Regions from separate parts of the Homo sapiens genome. Here region 1 is linked to region 2. Evidence: chromatin contacts called from ENCODE Hi-C data. All regions are on one chromosome and are shown on one strand. Each heading gives the region's core, a stretch centred on a gene start or an enhancer-like site at or near the end of the contact. The rest is flanking DNA. Distances are from core to core; before and after follow the strand shown.

What was found. A loop is a pair of places that touch in the nucleus more often than their neighbours do. Pooled maps may share reads with other maps.
Region 1: a loop to region 2 is called in a map of naive thymus-derived CD4-positive, alpha-beta T cell, with 9 times the contacts of the local background. The contact joins the promoter of STN1 here to the promoter of CNNM2 in region 2. A Hi-C loop is called at or near these places in 1 of 168 maps with a recorded cell type or tissue (naive thymus-derived CD4-positive, alpha-beta T cell), 1 of 37 single-sample maps with no recorded cell type and 11 of 50 pooled maps.

Annotation. Positions count from the first base shown.
Region 1 is chr10:103,914,835-103,921,641 of GRCh38, reverse strand. STN1 (STN1 subunit of CST complex) reads left to right here and starts at 3,458. Exons shown (of 10, transcript NM_024928.5): 1 at 3,458-3,542; 2 at 3,986-4,180. The coding sequence starts at 4,048. RefSeq lists a silencer at 3,147-3,496 and enhancers at 3,237-3,531, 3,162-3,807, 3,667-3,996.
Region 2 is chr10:102,914,354-102,920,393 of GRCh38, reverse strand. CNNM2 (cyclin and CBS domain divalent metal cation transport mediator 2) reads right to left here and starts at 2,100. Exons shown (of 8, transcript NM_017649.5): 1 at 293-2,100. The coding sequence starts at 1,913. It overlaps LOC107984265 (a long non-coding RNA gene), which reads left to right and starts at 2,059. Exons shown (of 3, transcript NR_160733.1): 1 at 2,059-2,226. RefSeq lists silencers at 1,425-1,514, 2,125-2,304 and enhancers at 1,774-2,460, 2,461-3,147.

The sequences.
Region 1 (6,807 bases), core at 2,209-4,708, 1.0 Mb before region 2:
GCATGAATGAATGAACAGCTCCTCCATAATCTCAACACCCAGCTTAAATCCCACCTCCATAGTAAATATGAATAATAGCTGACATTTATTTAGTGCTTACCTTGTTCCAGTGGTTACATATATTATCTCACTTAATGAGGTCCCTCAATTTACCTCCTGTAACTCATACAGTAATTATCCATGCTACTCCTTTCATATTGAATCACAATTTAGCCTCTTACTTTGTTATTTAATATATTACAGGCATCACCCTTTTTGCTCCAGTGGCATAATTACTGCTCCTCCACAGCCCAGTGCCAAAGCACACAGAGAAAGCTCAAGATATGCTGAATGACTGAAGATGTCCCCGCCCCCCACCTGCCATCCCTGGGGTTATAATAGTAGCCTAAGAAAAATGTTGAGAGGTTGTCTTTATTATGGCAAAGATAAGCACAGTCAGACTTTAGTTAAAACAGTGAAAACACTTTACTGAATAACTATTGACAGTAGGGGAAAGAGCTGAGTTCCCTTCAGATTTATAGAGAGGTCACCGGGCTTTTTAAAGAGAAAATGAATTGGGGGACAGTGGGGCAGGGAAGAATTGCAGGTGCCTAAGAAGAGTCTGCGAAGTGAAAAAATTACAAAAAATGAGAAGAGAGGGGACCAGTCCCTGTGAGACCCATCTAGGCTTGCTAACTGGTGCTTATTGGAGTTAGGCTCCTACCCTCCAACAAAGGCTAGGAGACAAGGCCTTGCCTTCAGGTATTGGCTGGAACAAACAGTAAATTATTCTTCTTCTTTTTTTTTTTAATTATACTTTAAGTTCTAGGGTACATGTGCACAACGTGCAGGTTTGTTACTTTTGGCAGTCTTGAGTTTTCTCAGGCAGGCACTTTAAAGGGATCTAGGGTCATTCTAGGAATGTAGCCTTGAGCTGTTTGAAACTATGTAGCATTTGTTCATGTCTTTATAGGCCAAGGTTGAGGACAAATTGGGAAGAGGACTCAAGGAGACTGATTAGAGTTTGGTCAAAGAGAGAATCTTTTGTCAACTGTAAACTTCAAACAGAAAATCTAACCCACTTTGCAAGTGGACAAACTCAATTCCACCTGTAAAGGTGTAAAACATGTTTAAAACATGATAGTTTGAGTTTGAGGTATGAGATATCCAGTTCAATCCCCTCATTTTCCAGAAGAACTTGTTAAAACCTTAACTTTCTAGAAAGAATTGTCTATTCTGTCACAAATGCTTCAAAACCAAGTTCACAAGTTTCACATTGAGAAGCTATAAGAATGGGTTCCTAGCATTACATCTTAACTGCTGGGTTTTGAAATATCTGCTTTGCAGTGTTGCAGAATTCCAGAGGAGCCCTGCAGTGTTGAGGATTTTAGGAGTCCCTTCATACACGTCCAGGCGGTGGCTTGGGGAACCTGAAATCTGTGTTGATGGAGACTAAAGGGAAGAGGATCCTCCCAAATTCCTCTAAATGCTTCTGCAGTCTGGAAATTCTTTTCTACATTTCACCTTAGGTTTCAGTTACAACCTACTCCTTCAGGTTTGGGGCTCAGATCAAAAGGAACACCCTTAGACTCCAAGGAGTCCTCCCTTCATTGTAAAAGATGACATTGGGACATTCTGCTCTGCTTATACCACCTGGGTGTGGTCCTTCCCAAGGCTGGCAGTAAGCATGGAGTCCAGGAGGGCTCTTTTATCCAACACTCTACCCTTGAGCGCCATGAGCATTATTCCTGAAATCATCTCAGGCTCTGACACTTAGTAGTGATTTCCTCCTTTGGGTTTCACCCTGGAGCAGATGTGTACAGTCAGGAAAATGTCACTCAACCTGTCTCTCCCCATCTGACAGGTCAGCAGGAAGCACCTGTCCTACTGGGTGTGTTTTCTTTGCAAGGGCCTTCCTCCTATAAGAGAAGGTATCTTCTCTCTCTCTCTTTTTTTTTTTTTTTTTTTAATTGAGGCAGAGTCTCACACTGTCACCCAGGCTGGAGTGCAATGGCCCGATCTCAGCTCACTGCAACCGCTGTCTCCCAGGTTCATGCGATTCTCCTGCCTCAGCCTCCCGAGTAGCTGGGATTACAGGCGCACGCCACCACATTTGGCTATTTTTGTATTTTTAGTAGAGAGGGGGTTGGTTTCCGTATATTGGCCTGCCTGGTCTTGAACTCCTGACCTCGTGATCTGCCCGCCTCGGCCTCACAAAATGTTGGGATTACAGGTGTGAGCCACCGCGCCCAGCCAGTGTCTTCTCTTAATTAAATCTTAAACCCTACATTTCCTAGTGTTCATTGCAGTAGAATCTGGGCAATGTATTTTACCAAGGACTCTTGTTTTTGAGCTTCTTAAATGGCCGGGGAGGTAATTAAATGCCATGGGTCTAATGACACACACACTTTCCATTCCAGCGGCTCCAAGTTCCTTCTCTGATAAATAGTTTAGCAATTATCTCTTTGGCCACCACCTGCCTCCCCCGGGAATGGTCTGCCAGGGTGATCTGTACTCCCCTGCCATTTTCCAGAGTCTCTGTAAATTAGGAAGAATTCCTGACGTCTCGGGTAACGTAGCTCTTTATGGGAGTGGAACGTGGCTATCTTTCCTCACTTTAAAATAGAAATTCTGGAGACTAAGCACCATCAAGGTGGCCATGATTTACCAAAATGCCAGCTTTTCAAAGTTCTTAAGTGTACAACCTTCCAGACTGTAGACCGAACAAGGGTAAAGGAGACAAAATGTATTGTCATGATTTTGCACGGCTAGTCTCTGGCAGAGTCAAGACCTCACATTCACTCGAGGGCTCAAATTTAGATATTGACATCTCCAAGTGAAACTAGAGTCCTAAGTGTGTGAGTCAGGTCACTTACCAACTGTAAATGAACATTTAAAATATGCCACAATGCACTCGTGGCACTGCTTACTTTTTATCTGTTTTACATATCAGGAATCAAAAAGAAAAATAGTCTGATCCTGACCCAACCTCTAGGAGGCCCAGGTTCAGGGTCCCGCCACCAGCAGGAGGAGGGGTGAAAGGTGACTAGAAGAGCGGCGTTAGAACTGCAGGAATTTCAAGGTCGCCTCCTAGGCCTCAGCGGTGGAGGCTAGCACGAAGGCGGGGCTGCAGCGCTGCCTGAACCAAAAGTACGCTGCGCTGAGGCGGGGCACGGAACGGGCTGGACTTCGGCTGGATGGGGCCTAGCGGATGGTTGGGCCGCGGCGGGATGGGGCGGGGCTTCGGGCGGGATGGGGCGGGGCTTCGGGCAGGATGGGGCGTGGCCGCGGCGGGATGGGTGGGGTCTGGGTGGGATGAGGCGGGACTTCGGGAGAGATGGGGCGGAGCCGTGGCGAGGCGCTGCAGCAGAAAGGAAATGCGCTGGCGGGGAGACCGGGGTTGGTCCCTGGCGGGGCAGGGGGCGGGCTCAGGCCGGAACTCCAGAGACGACCTCAGCCAACTGCTCCTGCGCCGGGCGGGGTCGTCGCCGCCAGCGGCTCCGAGCGCCGGAAGGGCCAGGTCTCAGGGCTCCTGGAGCTGCAGGCGGCGGGAGGGGCTACAAGTGGGTCCATTTTTTAGTATCTTTTTTCCTCCTTTTCTTGGCTCATCCCCAAAAGCGGAAAGTTTAGGGCAGAGCGACAGTCAGACCCATCCACTATGCCCCAACACGTGCAGGGCTGCGAGGGCGCCCGTTCCTCCCGGGACCCCAAGCGGTTTCTGCTACGCCTGTACAGACGTATCTTCCCAGAGTGAAAGTTGATGTTTAGCCGTTCCGAAGTTGGTGCTTTGTGGGAAGGAGAACAGCGGGAGAGCCGTAAGGAACGCAGGCGTCCTGACGTGAGGAACGCCTCTTAACACGCCCCGTGGCATGGAGTTTGACAGGGCCCTGGATCCCTGCGTTCACCCCTCCTGGAGTCCTGGACGCCCACCTGGGAGCAGCGTCAGGGCCGTGCCACTTTGACCCACGTTAAACGCATTGCATCCTCATTTCTGTGTCCCATCTAGATGCTTGACTCAGTGATGCAGAACCTTTCAGAGTTAGCTGGAAGCCACAGCCCTGCCTCTTGATGCAGCCTGGATCCAGCCGGTGTGAAGAGGAGACCCCTTCCCTCTTGTGGGGTTTGGATCCTGTGTTTCTAGCCTTTGCAAAACTCTACATCAGGGATATCCTGGACATGAAGGAGTCCCGCCAGGTGCCAGGTATGTGGCTAGCCACCCTGGGATGCCCTGGGCTGCATCTGCCACCCTTTCCCAAAGTCTCAGAAAGCTGGGATTAGAGGCTTTTAGGAGAGCCTTCCCTGCTGCAGGCTTTGAAAGGGACCTAGCCTGGACCTTCGCATGAGTTCATTTATTTGCAAGGTAAAAAAAACAGTCTAAATCTTTTTTTTTTTTTTTTTTTTTTTAGTAGGTGTTTGGGGGAGTAACTTTTGTACTGGGGTTTTTACCTCCATTTAGGGTCTTTCATGCTTAAAAATGCTCATTTGTTTTTCTTTGGCCCTGCTCCTGTTGGAGAGATCGCTGGGCCAGATATTCCTAGGCCTGGCTCCTTTCCTAAATGTGCCACTTACCTGGTCCGGGCATGTGACTCACCTTCTGCAAAGTCTGGGTTTCTTTGTAAAAATGGAGCTTAACCCTGTGTAATGGAATCTTTTGATTCCTGATATGTAAAGGGGGTTTGTTTTCTTTTGAATTAAGCAGAATCAAAATATTATAAACTCCCTGAGAGGAAGAACATCATCTGTCTTGTTCACCTTTGTAATCCCAGGGCTTAGAACAGTGCCTGGCATATAGTGGGCCCTCAAATAGAAATAGCAGTTGAAGCAACAAGGCATTATACATGTAAAGTTTAAATTTTCTTTTTTTTTTTTTGTATTAGAATAGTGGCTACTAGAGATAGGCTTATCTTACCTAAAAATATAACAAGTATAGTTTGGGGTGGATTTAAATAATTCACGTAGCTGTGTAATAATTCACAAATAGCCACATGTTTACTGTGCTATTTGAGAAGTTTGGTTAAACTTTCTTTGCTATTTTGAGTGAAGCTTTCCAGTCAAGGTCCTTCTGAATAACAAACTATGAGTTAGAAGTAGTCAAGAATCTCAAGCATCCACAGTTTTAATGAGATAAGGTTTTGTTTGTTTCCAGTTAAATGTACAAATATATTTGGATGACCTTATGCTAATGCCTTTTGTACAGATTTTTCGCCACACCTTTATTTCCTAATTATTGTTGGAAATGGTCTGTGTTTTCCCTTGGAAGGCAGCCAACCTCCTCCACAGTTTTCCATTTTCCAGTCTGGTTTTCTTCATAGCTCATCTCTTCAGGAAGAAATTAATTCACACCAAATTCTAGCCTTGCTTAATGATCTTCTGCAGGTGAGAAAACAGGTACCAAGGACATGACAGGGGCTTAACTCTACCTGTAGGCAAAAGACTTTATGATGTGTTAAAAACAAACCAACAAAAACAGGACCAGTGATCTTTGATTTATCACTGGTGAGAATGTTTCCAAGGTGTTTTAAAAATGAAACCTCACGGTTAAAGCAGACATCAGCTGACAGATTGGATACTTTTAGACCTGGGGCCCCCAACCCCTGGGACCACAGACCACTACTGGTACATGGCCATTAGGAACTGGGCCACACAGCAGGAAGTGAGTGGTTGGCCAGTGAGCATTACTGCCTGAGCCCCACATCCTGTCACATCAGCAGCGGCATTACATTCTTTTAGGAGCGCAAACCTTATTGTGAACTGCACGTGTGAGGGATCTAGTTGCACACTCCTTAGGATAATCTAATGCCTCATGATCTGAGGTGGAACAGTTTCATCCCCAAACCGTTCCCCCAACCCCCATCCCCGGAAAAATTGTCTTCTACAAAACCGGTGTCAAAAAGGTTGGGGACCACTGCTTTAGACTATACCATAGTGTTCTGGGGGGTGGGGAATTCCACTCCTAGGTTTTTGTTTTGTTGTTGTGTTTGGTTCCATTTACTATAAAGGCAAAACTTTTGACTACATAAAATTTAGGATTGTTTAAACAGCAAAGAATATCTTAAACAAAATAACAAAGACAAACCCCAAAAATGATAAAATATGAAATGAATGTGTTGTGTGATAAAGAATTTCACTGACCTTTGCCCTTGGTTCCTGCAGGGTAACATCTAAATTATTATAGTTTCCTGAGTGATAGGAGCGTCATCATTATTCATGGTGCCCTCTCGAACCACACTTGAATTTATGCGAATCAGGTGGTTCATGCTGGATCCCTAGATAGTTTGGGGTGGGGCTGTCTATGCCTAAAAGACCAACTGTTCAATTAGAGAGTTGGGGGTTTTGAGCCAGATCATATCAGTCTGACCCTTTGGGAAGGGAGTGGGGCTGGAGATTGAGTTCAGTTATGTGGCCAATCATTCAGTTAATTGTGCCTACCTTATGAGACCTCAGTAAAAACTCTGGACACTGAGGGTCAGATGAGCTTCCCTAGTTGATAATCATGTGTTGGTGTGTCAGGGGGCAAGGTGTCAAGGACACAGAAGCTTTGTGTTTGTGCCCTCCCAGACCCTGCCTTAGCATCTCTTCATTTGGCTGGCCCTGATTTGGATCCTTCATGGATAAAACTATAATCATAAGTATAGCACCTTCCTGAGTCCTGTGAGTCATTCTAGCAAATTATCAAACCTGAGGGAGTGTTGGGGACCCCCAAATTTATAACCAGTTGGTCAGAAGTGCAGTTGGCCTGAGGACTCTCACAAAACTTGGGACTCATGACTCAAATGAGGGCAGTATTGTTGGGGACTGTGCCCTTCACCTGTGAAATTTAACCTATCT
Region 2 (6,040 bases), core at 851-3,350:
GACCAAAAAAAAAAAAATAAATAAGTGTCATGCACAGAAATTACACAGCCTGCTTTTTGATAATGGGAAAAAGTAAGTGATGGCAGTCTTGTGCTTTAAAATAACCTAGTAGCACTTACTAGTTCAATCCATCCCCAAATCCACGCCACCCTTTCAACTTTGCAATTAAGAGGGAGAAGGAGAAATCCCGGTCAACTCGCCTTGGGGGGTTGGTCTGAGGGTAGAGGACTCAAGTAGGGAGGAGGATGGAGAGAGAAAGAGCAAGCCAATGAAAGAGACCAAAATTTCCCACCTTTCTTAAATTCTTCCAGCATAGCGTCCAACTTGGTGTCATTGAAAACAAAGTGCAAGGGGTGGTTATAAAATTTGGTGATGGTTTTCAGGGGGGTACAGTCATCGGGATCCACGAAGGCCAAGTCTTTGACAAACAGCAGGTCCACGATATTGGAGCGCTCCCCTTCAAACACTGGAATGCGGGTGTAGCCGCTCTCCATGATCTCAGACATGGTGTTGAAGTCCAGGATGGCTTCGCCGGTGATCATGAAGCAGTCCCGGAGTGGGGTCATCACGTCCTCCACCGTCTTGGTGCGGAGCTCCAGCGCCCCTTGGATGATGTTCAGCTCCTCCTTAACGAGGTCGTTGTAGGGATCGGTGACCCGGAGCATCTCCAGCAGTTTTTCCCGGTTATAGACGGTGCCTATCTCCTGGCCCAGGACGCAGTCCAGCAGCTTGCTGACCGGGTAGGAAGCGGGGAAGGTCATCATCATGAAAAACTTGGTGAGGAAGATGGTGTTGGCCCCCACAGCCAGGCCATGCCGGGAGCAGATGGCCTGGGGCACGATCTCTCCGAAGATGACGATACCGATGGTGGAGACTACCACGGCCACGAGGCCCGAGCCGGCGATGTCGTCGAGCAGGATGGTGAGCGTGGTGTTGACCAGCACGTTGCCCAGCAGCAGTGAGCACAGCAGGTAGTTGCCCTGCCTGCGCACCGGCTCGATGCGCTTGGCGTAATTCTTCTCCTTCTCCGTGCCGCAGTTCTGCACGATGCGCAGCTCCATCGGGTCCAGGGCCATGAGCCCCAGGTTGAGGCCGCTGAACATGCCCGACAGGCACAGCAGCAGCGAAATGAAGATCACCTGCAGCCAGAAGGGCAGCAGGAACTTCTTCTCTTCGCCTACGATCATCTTGGTGTCCTCGCCGTCGTGGTAAATCCAGGTGGTCTCGGCCCACGGGGGCGGCGGGAGCCCGGCCACCCCCGAGCCACCCTTGCCCCCGACGGCGCCACCCGTGGACCCCGAGCCGCCGGCGCCCAGGGCGGGCGTGGAGAGCGACGTGCACAGGTAATAGGACTTGCTCTTCTCCATCTTGCGTAGCGGTTTGATCTCGATCTCGATGATGCCCGAGGTGCGGCGGTTGAGAATGATGTGGGGCAAGATGATGATGTCTGAGGTGCGGATGCCGCATCGCTGGGGGCCGCTGTCCGGCTCTGGCGGCGCGGGGCCCCCCAGCCCGCGCTCCCCCGGGCTGTGGCGCCGCCGCTCGTGCTCGGTGAAGGCGATGCGGGACCACGTCTCGTTATTGATGTTCTGCCCGTACACCCGCAGCTTGACCCGGGTCCGTTCGCTCACCCGCAGCGCCCCCCCTTCCATGAACGACACGTCGTTCGTGTCCTCCAGTCGCAGCCCGATGATCACCGTCTCCTCATTCTCGCCCACCGCTGCGCAGCCGCCCGCACCGCAGCAGCAGCTCAGCAGGAGCAGCGGCAGCAGCCGCCCCGCAGCCGCCTGCAGGATCCCCCGGCCGCGAGCGCTGAGGCTGCGGCGCGCCGCCATCTTCCAAGTGGGCAGTGCGGCGGCTGCCTGCCCGCCCGCCATCTTTACTTTGGGTTCACAAGCGCCACAGCCAATCATAGGGTGGCTGCTCCAGCTGCGGCTTCATCCTTTCAACCCGGCGGCGCGAGCGCAGGTACCGGCCCCTGGGCGAGACTGCAACGGAGCGTCCGCGGCCAGTGCTCAGCAGTTCGCCTCCCTGACTGACACTGACTCCACCTCAGCCAGCTGAGGAACCCCGAGGCTCGCGGGAGGGAAAGAGGGAGGGAGAGGAGCGCCGGCTGCTCCCGCGAGAGGCAGGCCGACCAGCCAATCACAAGCGGGTGCCCGCCCTCCCAGCCAGGGGGCTGGAATGGGGGCGTGACCGTGTGCCGCTCCGCGGACCAATGGCAAGGTAAGTGGGTGGGGCGACGAGAGCCACCGTCCCCGTCTGCACGCCAAGTTTCCAACTGAAAGGCGCGTGACTCTTGTGTATGTGCGAGGGGAGGGGGCGTGGCCATCTGGGACTCGAGAGCCAGTCAAAGATGAGAGCTGAAGAAAAAGGGGCGTGGCATCCGTCCTGCTGCCAATGGGAAGGAGCCGTCCCTGGGGCCCGCGCTCCCCAGGGGCCCCTGTAGTAGATCCCGGAGCCTGGACCGGCCAGGTTTGGACTAAAGCCCTGCGGCGCAAGGCGGCAGGTTCCCGGTGCACCGGTTACTGGCTCTCCAGTTCTCAATTCGTAGGCACAAAGCCGCGCGCCCTCCTGCCCCGGAAGCCCGAGAAGCCAACTAGAGGCGGCTTGGGATGCACACAGCCTAAAAAGCCGGGGCACCGGCCGCTGTCCCCAACTCCACCTGCGCGGCGCTCCGCCGGGGTAAGCGGCGTCGGTGGCCCCGGCACAGCTGCGGACCAGCAGTCCTCGCGCCTCGAGACTCCTAGGGTACGGGCTCTCTGCGGCTCGCGATCACGTGGCGCCACCTGCGGGCAGCATGAGCGCCCTGCAACGCTTTCCAGGTCGGCGGCGTACCCCAAAAGGTGTGCAGAAGTTACGGATGGAGCGGTCAGGGGGACAGTTCCCCAAATTTCCTAGTCATAGAACCCCTACATATTATTGCTAGGAGTATATACTTCCTAGACCTTTTCCCATATTTACAGAGTGGGAAGGGCCCCGAATCTGTATTCCCAGCAGGAATTCAGGCAAGTTAAGGAAATGGGAGGGGGCAAGCATCCTAAACAGACCCACAGAGGCTCATTCTTAATCACACTGACCAAACTCTGCTAGGGTCTTAGGTCACTCAAGAGCAAAAAGTTCTGGAAACCTAGCTCCCCAGTACTCCCAACGTCACCTGGAGGTGACGAGGTAGCAGAGTAGCTGCCAAATTGGTCTTTTCCTTGAAACTTAAAACATTCAGGCCGGGCGTTGGTGGCTCACGCTTGTAATCCCAGTACTTTGGGAGGCCGAGGCGGGCGGAGCATGAGGTCAGGAGATCGTAGACCACGGTGAAACCCCGTCTCTACTAAAAATACAAAAAATTAACCGGGCATGGTGGCGGGCGCCTGTAGTCCCAGCTACTCGGAGAGGCTGAGGCAGGAGAATGGCGTGAACCCGGGAGGCGGAGCTTGCAGTGAGCCGAGATCGCGCCACTGCACTCCAGCCTGGGTGACACAGGGAGACTCCGTATCAAAAAAAAAAAAAGAAAAAAAAGAAACTTAAAACATTCAAAATGTTTAATGTTTCTCTACCTCTTTTGTATTCTACAAGCACATCCCGCGCCCCCCTACCACCGCTTTTGTAAATGCATCAAACGTCTCTGATTAATTTCTGGTATGAGTAATTTCTGGAATGATTGCAGTGGCCTCCTAACTGATCTTTCCTCTTCGATACCTGTTCCTTTCCCTTCTCAACCCAGCAGCAAGTGATCTTGTCCATGAGATTCTGTTGCTCCCTTGGCTGAAACGCCTCCATTGGCTTCCCATCTCATCCTAGAGAAAGCCAAAGGACCTACAACATCCTACTAGGCTCGAAGGTCTGCTACCTCCCGTTACTTCTCGGACCTCATTACCTGCTGCTCTCCTAGTGGAAGGAGACTGATAATAAGCCAAATTAATTTCTCTCCAAACTGTTTCTCCATCACTCCAGGGATTTTCCCTTGCGAGCCTTTGCACTTACTGTTTGTTTCCTGGGCTTGGGACTTTCTTCCCCCAGATGTCAGCATAGCCTTGTTGTTCACCTCCTTTAGTGCTTTGCTCAAAAGCCATCTGATTTTAAACTTGCGGAAAACACTCCCTCTATGCCGCGTCTACTTTATTTTTCTTGAAAGCAAAGATCACTTTCTAATACACTATGTAAATTATTGATTTGGTTTGTTATCTGTCTTCTTCCACTAGAACTTAAGCTCCCTGAGGGCAGAAAGTGTGTCTGTTTGTTCACTGCTGTATCACAGGGGCCTAGAAGAATAGTAGATATATAGATAGATAGATGTATATTATATACATATATATTTTATATATATATATATATATATATATATATATATTTCTTTTTTTTTTTTGAGAGAGAGAGATGGAGTCTCATTCTGGCACCCAGGCTGGAGTGCAGTGGTGCGATCTCGGCTCACTGCAACCTCTGCCTCCTAGGTTCAAAGGATTCTCTCTTGCCTCAGCTTCCCAAGTAGCTGGGACTACAGGCATGCACCACTTCGCCCAGCTAATTTTTGTATTTTTAGTAGAGACGAGATTTCACTATATGTTGGCTAGGCTGGTCTCAAACTCCGGACCTCAGGTGATCCACCCATTTGGGCCTCCCAAAGTGCCTGGATTACAGGCATGAGCCACCACACCTGGCCCTAGATATTCTTTATTCTTTTTTTAAAACAAACAAACAAAACAGGGTCTCGCTCTGTCATCCAGGCTGGAGTGCAGTGGCACAATCATGGCTCACTGCAGTCTCCACTTCCTGGGCTCAGCCTCCCAAGTAGCTGGGACTACCGGCACATGCCACCACATCTGCCTAATTTTTTTTTTAATTTTTAGTAGAGACAGGGTTTCGCCATGTTCCCAGGCTGGTCTCAAACTTCTTGCCTCAAGAGATCCTCCTTACTTGGCCTCCCAAAGTGCTGGGATTACATGTATGAGCCACCAGGCCTGGCCAATGATAGATATTCAAAACAATATATGTAGAATGTTAAATAAATGAAAGTATTTATTCTGATTATTTTAAACAATGTCCTGAGTCTAGTTTCCAGCCCTTCCATTTCTGATGCTGCTTCCCCTACCTCAAGTCTCATACTGCTATATTTGAAAAGTAAGTTCAGATGAAGAAAACCACCCACAGGCTCAGGCTTGGCATGCATTTATAAGAATGGCATTATGGAAGTTTCCCAAGAAAAAAATGATTTTTAAGGATATTTGGCAAAGGTTAAGGATAGACATGATCCTTCTAACTCAGTGGATTGAAAATAAACCATTTTAACTTCATAAAAAGTGGAAATACTACAAATGTTTTTAAGGGAGCTAAGAGAGAAGACAGGCTCTCAAATGCTGAAAGTACATGTGTGGAATAGGAGTGAAGTCGGGGGAGGAGGAGCTTGCCAACCCTACAGACATTTCCTGTGCATTTCAGAGAAAGCTACAACAGGACAATGTGACATTCAGCAATTTAGAAGCAAGTTAGAAATTCAGGACTTCATAGAAGAAAAGGTCAGAAAGGACACCCAGACAACTTACAATATTAAAAAAAAAAAAAAACTCAAATTCACACAGAGGGTTGCTGAATGATCCTGGATGGTTGGTGGGGGTTTATACTCTTCATGTATACTCAAGACACACAGAGCAATCTAGATGCCTAAGTCAAGTAATTGTTCCTTAGCAAGAGGGATCTTCAAGTTTGGAGGCTTTTTGGCTTCAGTAGTTTCTCTTCTTTTTTTTTTTTTTTTTTTTTTTTTTTGTGGTGGGGAAGGAGTTTTGCTCGTCGCCCAGGCTAAAGTGCAGTGCAGCAGCATGATCTCAGCTCACTGCAAGCTCTGCTTCCCAGGTTCAAGCAATTCTCCTGCCTTAGCCTCCCAAGTAGCTGAGATTACAGGAGCCTGCCACCACGCCCGGCTAATTTTTTGTATTTTTAGTAGAGACGGGGTTTTGCCATGTTGGGCAGGCTGGTCTCGAACTCCTGACCTCAGGTGATCTGCCTGCCTCGGCTTCCCAAAGTGCTGGGATTACAGGCGTGAACTACC